Regions from separate parts of the Homo sapiens genome. Here region 1 is linked to region 2. Evidence: chromatin loops called from intact Hi-C (ENCODE). Cell type or tissue: Caco-2. All regions are shown on one strand.

Evidence for each region. Peaks named below come from ENCODE experiments on the same cell type or tissue, not always from the same donor. Only the 100,000 strongest peaks of a DNase experiment are listed, where the experiment ranks them.
Region 1: it touches region 2 in a loop (5-fold over the local background); 3 of 110 quality-filtered maps call a loop at or near these places.

What each region holds. Positions count from the first base shown.
Region 1 is chr20:49,672,633-49,677,632 of GRCh38, forward strand. All of the region lies in intron 1 of B4GALT5 (beta-1,4-galactosyltransferase 5), which reads right to left. Among named protein-coding and RNA genes, the nearest start is that of B4GALT5, 39 kb to the right of the region's middle. RefSeq lists an enhancer at 3,966-4,045. In Caco-2, a CTCF peak has its summit at 2,426; DNase peaks (open chromatin) are centred at 1,969, 2,279, 2,899 and 3,379; H3K4me3 peaks cover 704 bases.
Region 2 is chr20:49,766,037-49,771,036 of GRCh38, forward strand. It overlaps LOC105372652 (a long non-coding RNA gene), which reads right to left. Exons shown (of 3, transcript XR_936825.3): 2 at 4,975-5,000. Among named protein-coding and RNA genes, the nearest start is that of SLC9A8, 44 kb to the right of the region's middle. RefSeq lists enhancers at 2,488-3,337, 3,338-4,186. In Caco-2, no CTCF peak of the experiment used is centred here; DNase peaks (open chromatin) are centred at 1,233 and 2,465.

The sequences.
Region 1 (5,000 bases), 93 kb before region 2:
AGACCCAAGTCCACAGAAACAGAAGGGCCAACCTACTCTACAAAGGCACGTTGGAAGAGCATGATTGATGGAAACTTGTAAGGAGTCAGGCAAGGTGGCTCACACCTATAATCCAAGCCCTTTGAGAAGCCAAGGTGGGTGGCTTGGCCTCGACCTCCGCAAAGGCTTGGATTTAAAAAAGAAAACAAACCAGAAAAAAAACAAACAAAAAACAAATCTTGTAAGGCTACACTTTGGAAAGAAAATCAAAAACAAATTCTTCCCACAGATCACATAACTGCAAAGGGGGAAACGTGCATTTACAATGGAGAGATCAGATAGGTACCACTTAACCAAGTGCCCAAACTGGGTTATCACCAACTAGAACAAACTAAGATTACCTTCTGAGTATTCTTGCCAAAAACTTTTAATTTAAATCGAATCAAGCTCTTAGACTTATCTTCTGGTTTACAAAAATACAGTGGATTGGCCAGGCGCAGTGGCTCACACCTGTAATCCCAGCACTTTGGGAAGCCGAGGCAGGCGGATCACAAGGTCAGGAGTTCGAGACCAGCCTGGCCAACATGGTGAAACCCCATCTCTACTAAAAATACAAAAATTAGCTGGGCGTGGTGGTGGATGCCTGTAATCCCAGCTACTCAGGAGGCTGAGACAGGAGAATCGCTTGAACCCAGGAGGCAGAGATTGCAGCAAGCCGAGATCGTGCCACTGCACCCCAGCCTGGGTGACAAAGAGAGACTCCAACTCAAAAAAAAAACAACCAGAAAACTAGGGAACACATCAAAGTGACACTAGGCAATTCCAGAATGTAGGACATGCAATAATACTGGCCTGAACTCTTTCTCAAAGAGTTACTACAATGAGCAGTGGATGGGGTGAGAAAGCTACTAAAGACTAACAGACATAACCAAATGTAATATGTTATTTTGGGGATGGGGGCAGCTACAAATAACATTCTGAGCACCACTGGATGAGGACTGGATATTAGAAAGTATTATGATCACTTCTCGGCCTTCTGGCTAAGATCAAGTATTGAAAAGATTATGAAAGTACTGTTAATTTTCTTAGATGCAATAATAGTACTTTGATTAAACAGGAGAATGTCATTTTTTAAAGAGATGTGTGCTGAAGTATTTAAAGGTTAACTGCCTGGATAATTATCAACAATTTAACGTGGCTCAGTGGAGAAAGCAGAGCCACAGTTCAAACAAAAAAAGCAAAATAGTGGTAACTGTTGACTCCAGATGGAAGATAATGCTTTTATTGTGTTATTCTTGCAACTTTTCTGTAAGTTTGAATTTTTTCATAATAAAAAGTTCTGGGGGCCAGGCATGGTGGTTCACGCCTGTAATCCCACCACTTTGGGAGGCCGAGGTGGGCGGATCACGAGGTCAGGAGATTTAGACCATCCTGGCTAACACAGTGAAATCCCATCTCTATTAAAAATACAAAAAAAAAAAAAAAAAAAAAAAAATTAGCCAGGTGTGGTGGCAGGTGCCTGTAGTCCCAGCTACTCGGGAGGCTGAGGCAGAGCTTGCAGTGAGCCGAGACTGTGTCACTGCACTCCAGCCTGGGCGACAGAGCAAGACTCCATCTCAAAAAAAAAAAAAAAAAAGATGTGGGAAAAGTTTGGTTTGGGATGTATCTAGATTGCCAACTAAACCTAAATCAAAGTATACTAATATTAAAAATCCTGTAAATGGGCCAGGAATTGTTACAGAGGGAATAAAGACCCTAGCAATGTTCACATAAGAAGTTAAAGCACTGCGGGGTTTTTCTATGCCCGTAAAGTATTCTTTAGTCTTTGGAATCAAGAACTGCATTTAGGGTCGGGTGTGGTGGCTCATGCCTGTAATCCCAACACTTTGGAATTACAAAATCCCAGGAATTAGTAACTTTTTTTAGTGAGTCTGCAAATGTTACTGAATAAGCCAGCCGCAGGACTGCTCATGGAAGGGGAAGGGAGGCACAGGAGACCGAGGTGGGAGGATCACTTGAGCCCAGTAGTTACAGAGACCAGACCAGCCTGGGAAACATAGCGAGACCCCATCCCTATTAAAAAAAAAAAAGAAGAAGAAGAAGAAAAAGAATTGCATTTAGTCTTTACCTATAACGTCCTATAATGTCATAGGTGAACTAAAAGAAATGATAAATATATCCTCCTGTTGTCTCTCAATGGCTTTCCACCACTTTCAAGGTCCAAATTCCTCATGCTTAGTATGACTCAGAAAAGTCCATAAAACCTGGCTCCTGCCTCTGGAATTTCAGTTCTTGCCACTCCCAACTCTACCCACAATGGACAGTTCTCTGGAACCTGCTAAGATCTCAGACAATGCTGCTCCTACTGGCTAGGTGCAAAGACACAAAAACTAAGATTTCAAAAGCAAAAAATCCCGGGAAAAATAATCTATCACAACAAAAGCATGAGCTCAGGAAGAAAAGGGAGTGGAGGGGATAAGAGCAGGGGAGGGGGACCAAACCCAACTTTGCCTCCCTTCCCCTTCCACGAGCAGCCTGGTGGCTGGCTTGTTCCGTGTGTTCAGTAACATTTGCAAGGACCAAAAAAATCACTAATTCCTAAGATTGCTGTTACTCTCAAACAAAAGTCAATTCCCAAGCCCACACACCCCACAGTCAAGCTGAGAGTTAAAACTCAGAAAACTCAAAGGCCTTAGGATACTGACCCTATGCTGGCAACCACATAGCTCAGAAATGCAACAAATATTAAATTATGGTGTCCTGTAATGGATTTACACTTTACTTTTAAATATTAACAAGACGGCCACAGGGAGTAAGTTTATCAAGGGATAAGAATCCTAACAGTACCTCCTAGTTCACTCAGAGGCCAATTAACATTTCCCACCACGCCCAACAACAAGGCTCCTGGGGGTGTTCAAAGTTGCTTATGACCCTGTGGAGCTATCAGCAGGTACCTCTGCCCCAGAACCTATTATGAGCAATGCACTAGGGGCTCGGTGCACAAGGAAACACCTGAACTACAACTACCCAAGCAAATATCATATCTTTGTAGGTTGTCGGGTTTCTTCAGCTGTCTGAAGATACAAAACCTCATGTGACTGTTTGATTTTTAGTCTCTTCTCACCTTGGTCTTCCTTTCTCACAGTTATTTTTAAAATCAGCAACTGGCTAATATTTGAAAACTGTCAGTAGCCAACTGTCCGTTTCACAATTAGATCACTGTTCAAAAGGAGCAGAATTTTCAACTCTAGACTTTAGTTCAACAAGCTAGCAAATCATTACAGGAATGAGTGACTTCATCTTTACAGCTGGGTCGCTGCACTATGAGGCTACACTAAAATATACCTAATTGTTGAATTCCAACATGTCTGTAGGCCCTCCCCGCATCTTCAAGGTTAGAGTTTTTATTATTGCATCCTCCCCCAACCCAACCCCCCCAGACAAAGCTTGGCATTTTCGGAATCCCTACTCATAAAGTGACTCAGTCCACCGATGGGCCAACTGACAAATCCTTAAGGGATTAAGATATTACCAGGTAAAAAGTGACTTTTAAAAATGTACATAATACATATATATGTAGAGAGAGAGAGTGTGTGTGTGTGTGTTACAGGAAAGCTATTAACTATACTATGAATAAAACAAAATTTCACTGAAAATAAAAGTGATCAGGTAGCACTGACTACAACCTTCTAAATTCCCCCTAAATGAATCCACAGAAAGACTTTCTTGAAGGGTCTTTTGCTAATTTGCGGTTAGAACACAACACACTCAAGAAAATGATGCTCACAGCAGGACACTAATACTAAGTAATTTCTGAGATTATGTCTGCATTTGTGCTAAATAATTTATGCTAGGAGCAGAAATAAAAGCAGAGATGAAGTTAAGCTATTGATTGAAGACTGTGCTAACCCCATTAAAAATAAAGAGAGGTATGAATGTGTGCCTTCACAACTCAGCTCAGGATATACTTGCCAACTGAGCTCTTCCTTCCGTAAGAAGGCCCATTGCTCTTGGCTACTGCGCAGGGGCTATGAAGGCCCCATGGTTCTAGGACTAGAGCAGATGCGTACAAACTCCCTAAAGTCACAGGAAGGAAGGGGAGGCACAACTGGAGAGAAGTTGGTGAACTGCCTCTCTGGCCCATAGGGGCATGAGGGCGGGGGGCACAGAATAAAACCATAAAGCAATAATTTTCACTATTTAAAAGAACAAGTCTAAATGGCACACATCCTCTGTGTCTAAGATGACTAGCACTGCTGTTTTTTGATGAGTCATCAAGGGCAGTCATGCTGAAAAGCAGGGATACTTCTGTATTCCACCTATGTAATCATTCCAAAATTATGGGATTGGAACATTACAATACCTATGATGTATGTCCTTATATTTGTATGTGTTTGTGTGCTTACCCTTAAGTGGTGTTTTTTGTTTTGTTTTGTTTTTGCTGACTTCTTTGTTCTAGGGGGTATTTCTGCAGCCTTCTCAGAAAAACCTCAGGGTATTAGAGAAGGTACAACTTGCTAATGGCATCTGGTGAGCATGGGCTGGAAGGGGAACCACCGGGAAACACAGTTGTCAATAACCACACCCGCTATGGTGCAAACATGACCCACATACAAACTGAAGTACAAGTACAACCCCTCCCAAAAGTCTAGCCCTAAGATAATAGCACAGAAACTAAGCCTAACAAGGTGCTTGGAACCTCTTCCTACCTGCACCAACCACCCTCTGCACACCATCCCCAGCAAGACCCCCTGCCTCCAACTCCCCTAAAGCAGCATTTCCAGGATAGCACTATTCTTTAATCCACTGACAACTTTGGCACTGGCTAAGGCTTACTATTTTTATCCCCTTTCACACCATTCTCTGAGCAGAAATGCTAGGTGCAAACATTTGTTGGTAATTATGTTAAAGTAAGTCTTCTTAAGAACAAATGGTAAAATGAATACATGAAAACTTTGCAATCTATTTTTGAAGAATTGTCTGCAAAAAGAGTGGAAATTGAGTTTTTCTTACGCAGCTGA
Region 2 (5,000 bases):
GCAAGGTCTTTATGACCTGTATCTTGTGCTGACCTCCTGTCTCATCCTATGACTTAGAATGCCTAAGTGCCTGAGAACATATCCCAGTAGGTCTCAGCCTTATTTCATACAGCCCCTACTCAAGACGGAGTTGCTCTGGTTCAAATGCCTCTAAGCTTCTCAAGGATTCCTCATGGTCTCAAAATGGCTGCTACAACTTCAAATGTCACATTCTAGCACAGCAATGTCCAAAGGCTGGAAGAATATGTGTGAGAGAGAAAAGAAGTTGGGAGGTGGGAAAGTTTCTCTCTTTTAATAGAAAGGAACTTCCTTCCCAGAAACCCTCAGCAGACCTCCACCAATGCCTCAACTGCCAGGACTGCTTCCAATGCTTACTCCAAGACTGTCAACAGGATTTCCATGGCTGGCTCAGACCAATCAGAATTAATTTCCTGCACATGACATGTTGTGTTTTGTTCCAACAAAATTAGGTTCTGTTGGCAGGGGAGAAGGGGAATGAAGTAATCAACAGAATCTCTTTTAGGGCTTTATTTATAGGTCGGTGCAAAAGTAGTTGTGGTTTTTACCACTTCTTTTAAAAAATGGCAAAAAACACAGTTACTTTTGTACTAACCTACTATTTATTTATTTTCTGAGACAGGGTCTCATTCTATCACCCAGGCTAGAGTGCAGGGGCATGATCACAGTTCAGTGCAGCCTCGACCTCCCAGGCTCAATCGATCCTCCCACCTTAGCCTGCCAAGTAGCTGGAACTACAGGTGCCACCACACCTGGCTAATACTGGTATTTTCTGTAGAGATGGGGTTTCGACATGTTGCTCAGACTGGTCAATTCCTGGGCTCAAGTGATCCTCCATCCTTGGCCTCCCAAAGTGCTGGGATTACAGGCATGAGACACCACATGCTGCCATATGGCTTTGATAATTTCCTGAGTGGGCACCATGGATCTCTTTTTGTGATCCGGACCAAAAAGCAACTTGAACTTCCCAGGATGCTCAGATGCCCAAAGCACCTAACATGAGGGGAAGATTTATGGCCTAGACTAGACTATACTGGACACCAATTTCTTTGGGAAACCTCCCCTCCCTCGCTTCCACTCCCTGCAGTTCAGGTGAGGCTGTTTATACCCCTTGGTTCCACCAAGAAGCATGTGACCAGGCCTGGACAATCAAAGCATTGCCTTCTTCAAGTGACAATGATTGGTTCAGAGATGAACCACAACTTGAGTTCGTCCAATCAGAGTGAATGCTGCAACTTCAGCAGCATTTCCAGGAAGTGACCTCCTTTCCCACCACACTCATACCTGGCAGGATGCAGGCCTGGAGCTATTGGTTGCCAGCTTGCTATCAAGTAGATACTAAGACTGGAGCCAACTCACTGAAGAGCAAAGCCAAGAGATGGCGAGAGACTATGTCTGGTAACCTCATTTGAGTTCCTGAATCCAGCCAGGTCTGAAGCCAGTACTTTTCAGTTACTTACTTCAGTCCTTTTCAGTTACTTAAGCCAATAAATTGCTTTTTGCGTAAAAATCAGTTTCAAATGGGGCTTCTGTCATTTACAAATAAAAGAATCCTAGGCTGGGCACAGTGGCTCATGCCTGTTATCCCAGCACTTTGAGAGGCCAAGGTGGGAGGATTGTTTGAGTTCAGGAGTTTGAGACCAGCAACATAGCAGGACCCCATCTCTATCTGAAAAAGAAAAAAAAGGGCCGGGCGTGGTGGCTCATGCCTGTAATCCCAGCACTTTGGGAGGCCGAGGTGGGTGGATCACGAGGTCACGAGATCGAGACCAGCCTGATCAACATGGTGAAACCCCGTCTCTACTAAAAATAGAAAAATTAGCTGGGCGTGGTGGCACATGCCTGTAATCCCAGCCACTCGGAAGGCTGAGGCAGGAGAATTGCTTGAACCTGGGAAGCGGAGGTTGCAGTGAGCCGAGATCGCGCCACTGCACTCCAGCCTGGTGACGGAGCGAGACTCCATCTCAAAAAAAAAAAAAAAAAAGAAAAAGAAAAAAGAAGTATACATACAAATAAAAGAATCCCAAGTTTCTCAGTGTTTGGAGGAACATGTTTGAAAGACAAATTGAAAACATGTTTGAAAGACAAATTCCCAGGTGACCGAGACACCTGTGCTGGGACCTGAACCTCCACCTTTGGAACAAGCTCCTCCGGGACCCCTAATGTATGTAGTCCTGCCTTTATAGTCTGAGACTCTCTGACCCAGACTTTGGGGGAAGGACGGTCTCTTAATTCTGCATGGGAAACAAAAGACACCCAGTCCTTTCCATCACAAAGCCCCAGCTACCTTCTTGGCAAAGAGTAGGGAAATGCCTTTCATTCTTTCCCAATGGCCCTGGAATTGAGAAAATGAAAGACAGTTGATTTCCCAATCAGGTTATTCCACCACGTTGAACTTTCGGTAACTGTCCTTGCCCCATCGTGTTGCGAAAGCATTCAGGTTGAACAGTGTTCAGGAAGAATACTCAAGCAAAAACTGGTTTGCAGCCAAATACAGAGACTGCAAACCCCAGTGGCTTCAGGGGCCAGGCAGGGAAAGTAAACATGTGAAACAATAGGGAGTAGTCCTGCCTGTGGGGAACAGGGGAGTTCTCATGCCCCAGCCTAATAAATGAAAAAATTATTTATACACCACAGTGGAACCGGAGATGCACCTAAAGCCATTGGGATGTGGTTTCTCTTTTTCATCTCACTGCTCTGTCTCTGATGTGGCTTCATTCTCAGAGGATTGTGGGCTCACAAGCCAACATCCTGACAGTTTAGAAACCACAGGAGAAATGTTTCTCTTTCTCAATCGTTTCAACATAAATCCTGGATGAAACTGTTATTGGCCTTGTTTGAGTTCAAATGGTCATCCCTGAACCATCCCTGTACCTAAAAGAGGTATGGTGGTGTCATTGGTCAGACCTGAGTCTGACCCATCCTAGAATGGGGTTCAGGCCCACTTTAACCATATAGACTGAGACTGGGGAATGGGAAAGGTTTCATGCCTTTGTTTGGGCTCCCTCAGAAGCAGACTCTGAGATGAGGATTTGAGGTGCAAGTGGATTATTTGGGAGATGATCCCAGAAAGCACCATTAGGGGATTGAGGGAATGAGACAGAGAAGAGAAGCCTGCGGAAACAGGAAGTATTATCCAGCAAGTTACTACTGTGGACAACTGGAGCACAATCCCATCAGGGAACTCTGGCAGCCAGTGTAGAGCATTGTTTTAGTCTATTTTGTGCTGTTATGATAGAATACCACAGACTGGGCAATTTAAAACAATAGAAGTTTATTTGGCCCATGGTTATGGAGGCTGGGGAGTCCAAGGGCATAGTGCTGTCATCTGGCAAGGGCCTTCATGCTGCATCATTCATGGTGGAAGGTGAAAACGTAAGAGAAGGTGAGGGTGAACAAGAGATTGAACTCGCAGCCGCAAGCCCTTTCACAACTGGCATTAATCCATTCTCATGAGGGCTCCATTAGGCTCCACTCCCCAGCACATTTGAATTGCGGATTAAGTTTCCAATACATGCTTTTGGGGGGACACATTCAAACCATAGCAAACATAGACCTCAATGTTATCCCATCTTAGTGCTGAGGGAGCTGGGGTATTCATCTACCAACTTCTGTCAGTCATTGTCTGACAGTTGCTAGCAGGAGAGTTTTTGCCCAGAACTTCCAGCATGGAAGAGCATGGTCCCTGCTGGTCTGAGAAAGTCCTCAGACAAAGAGACGAAGCTTGGGCCAGCGTGCATTGAAGGTTAGGACAATGGCCAGGGCACCTATAGCCTTTGCTTCATTGTCTGAAGGAAAATTGGGGTGCTATGATCAGAAGAAGGCACTGATGTTGCACAGGTCAAACAAACATGTTCATTCAAGGAGTGAATCGGTTGGCCCATTCATCGTCTGAGTCCATTAACCAAGCAATGGCAAGGAAGGGTATACTCTGTTGCTCTAAGGAACTGGCATGGAAGCTGCACTTGGCACTTTTGTTCACATCTCATAGGCCAGGATGTGATCAGATGGCCATATCTACATGTGGGGAAATGTAGCTTTTGACTGTCCAGCCAAATCTCAGGGATTATGGCTAGGTGTGGTGGCTCACTCTTGTAATCCCAGCACTTTGAGAGGCTGAGGTGGAAGGATTACTTGAGCCTAGAGGTTTGAGACCAGCCTGGGCAGCAAAGTGAGACTCTTGCCTTTACAAAAAAAAAAAAAAAAAGTTTAAAGTAGCTGGGCATGTTGGCACATGCCTGTAGTCCCAGCTACTTGAGAGGCTGAGGCAAGGAAATGCTTGGGCTCAAGAGTTCAAGGCTGCAGTGAACTATAATAGTGCCACTGCACTCTGGCCTGGGTGACGGAGTGAGACCCTGTCTCGAAAAAAAAAAAAAAATTACAGAGATTCTGCTACTTAAAGAAGGGGAAGGAAGGGCCAAATGTTTTTTCCTGGCAAGACTTTGTGTCTATATTTCAGAAGGAATGCCTTCCCAGTGGACTTCAGCCTACATCTCATTTTCCTGAACCATGTCTCACTGCCTCCACTGGAGAACCAAGTATTTAGCTTCCTGGTCTCTCTAATAGAAGAAGGCAAGGGGAAGGGGATTGGGAGTGGGCAGTTTGGGCAGGAAGATCAACCATCCTGATTTGCCTGGGACTAAAGATATTCTGGAGACATGGGATTTTCAGTGGTAAAACCAACCTCCAGGATCTGCAGCCACACCCTATGTAGCTTGAGACCTTAACTCCAGTTGGAGAAATGTTATCTTCTCTGTCACCTCCTCCTCCTAACAACCTTCTCTCTCTGTTCATCACTTCCTCTTCAACTAAAAGGTGGCCAGGTCCTCTGCTATGCCCTACATCCACTTACACTCTGTCCTCATGGTTGGACCTCCTTGGACCCCAACTCTGCCCTGACTTCTGGGAACTTCAGTGGTGCCAGAGCCTCTGTCCAGCTCTCAGCATCTCCCTTACCTCCACCATCTTGTTTCCGGCCATCT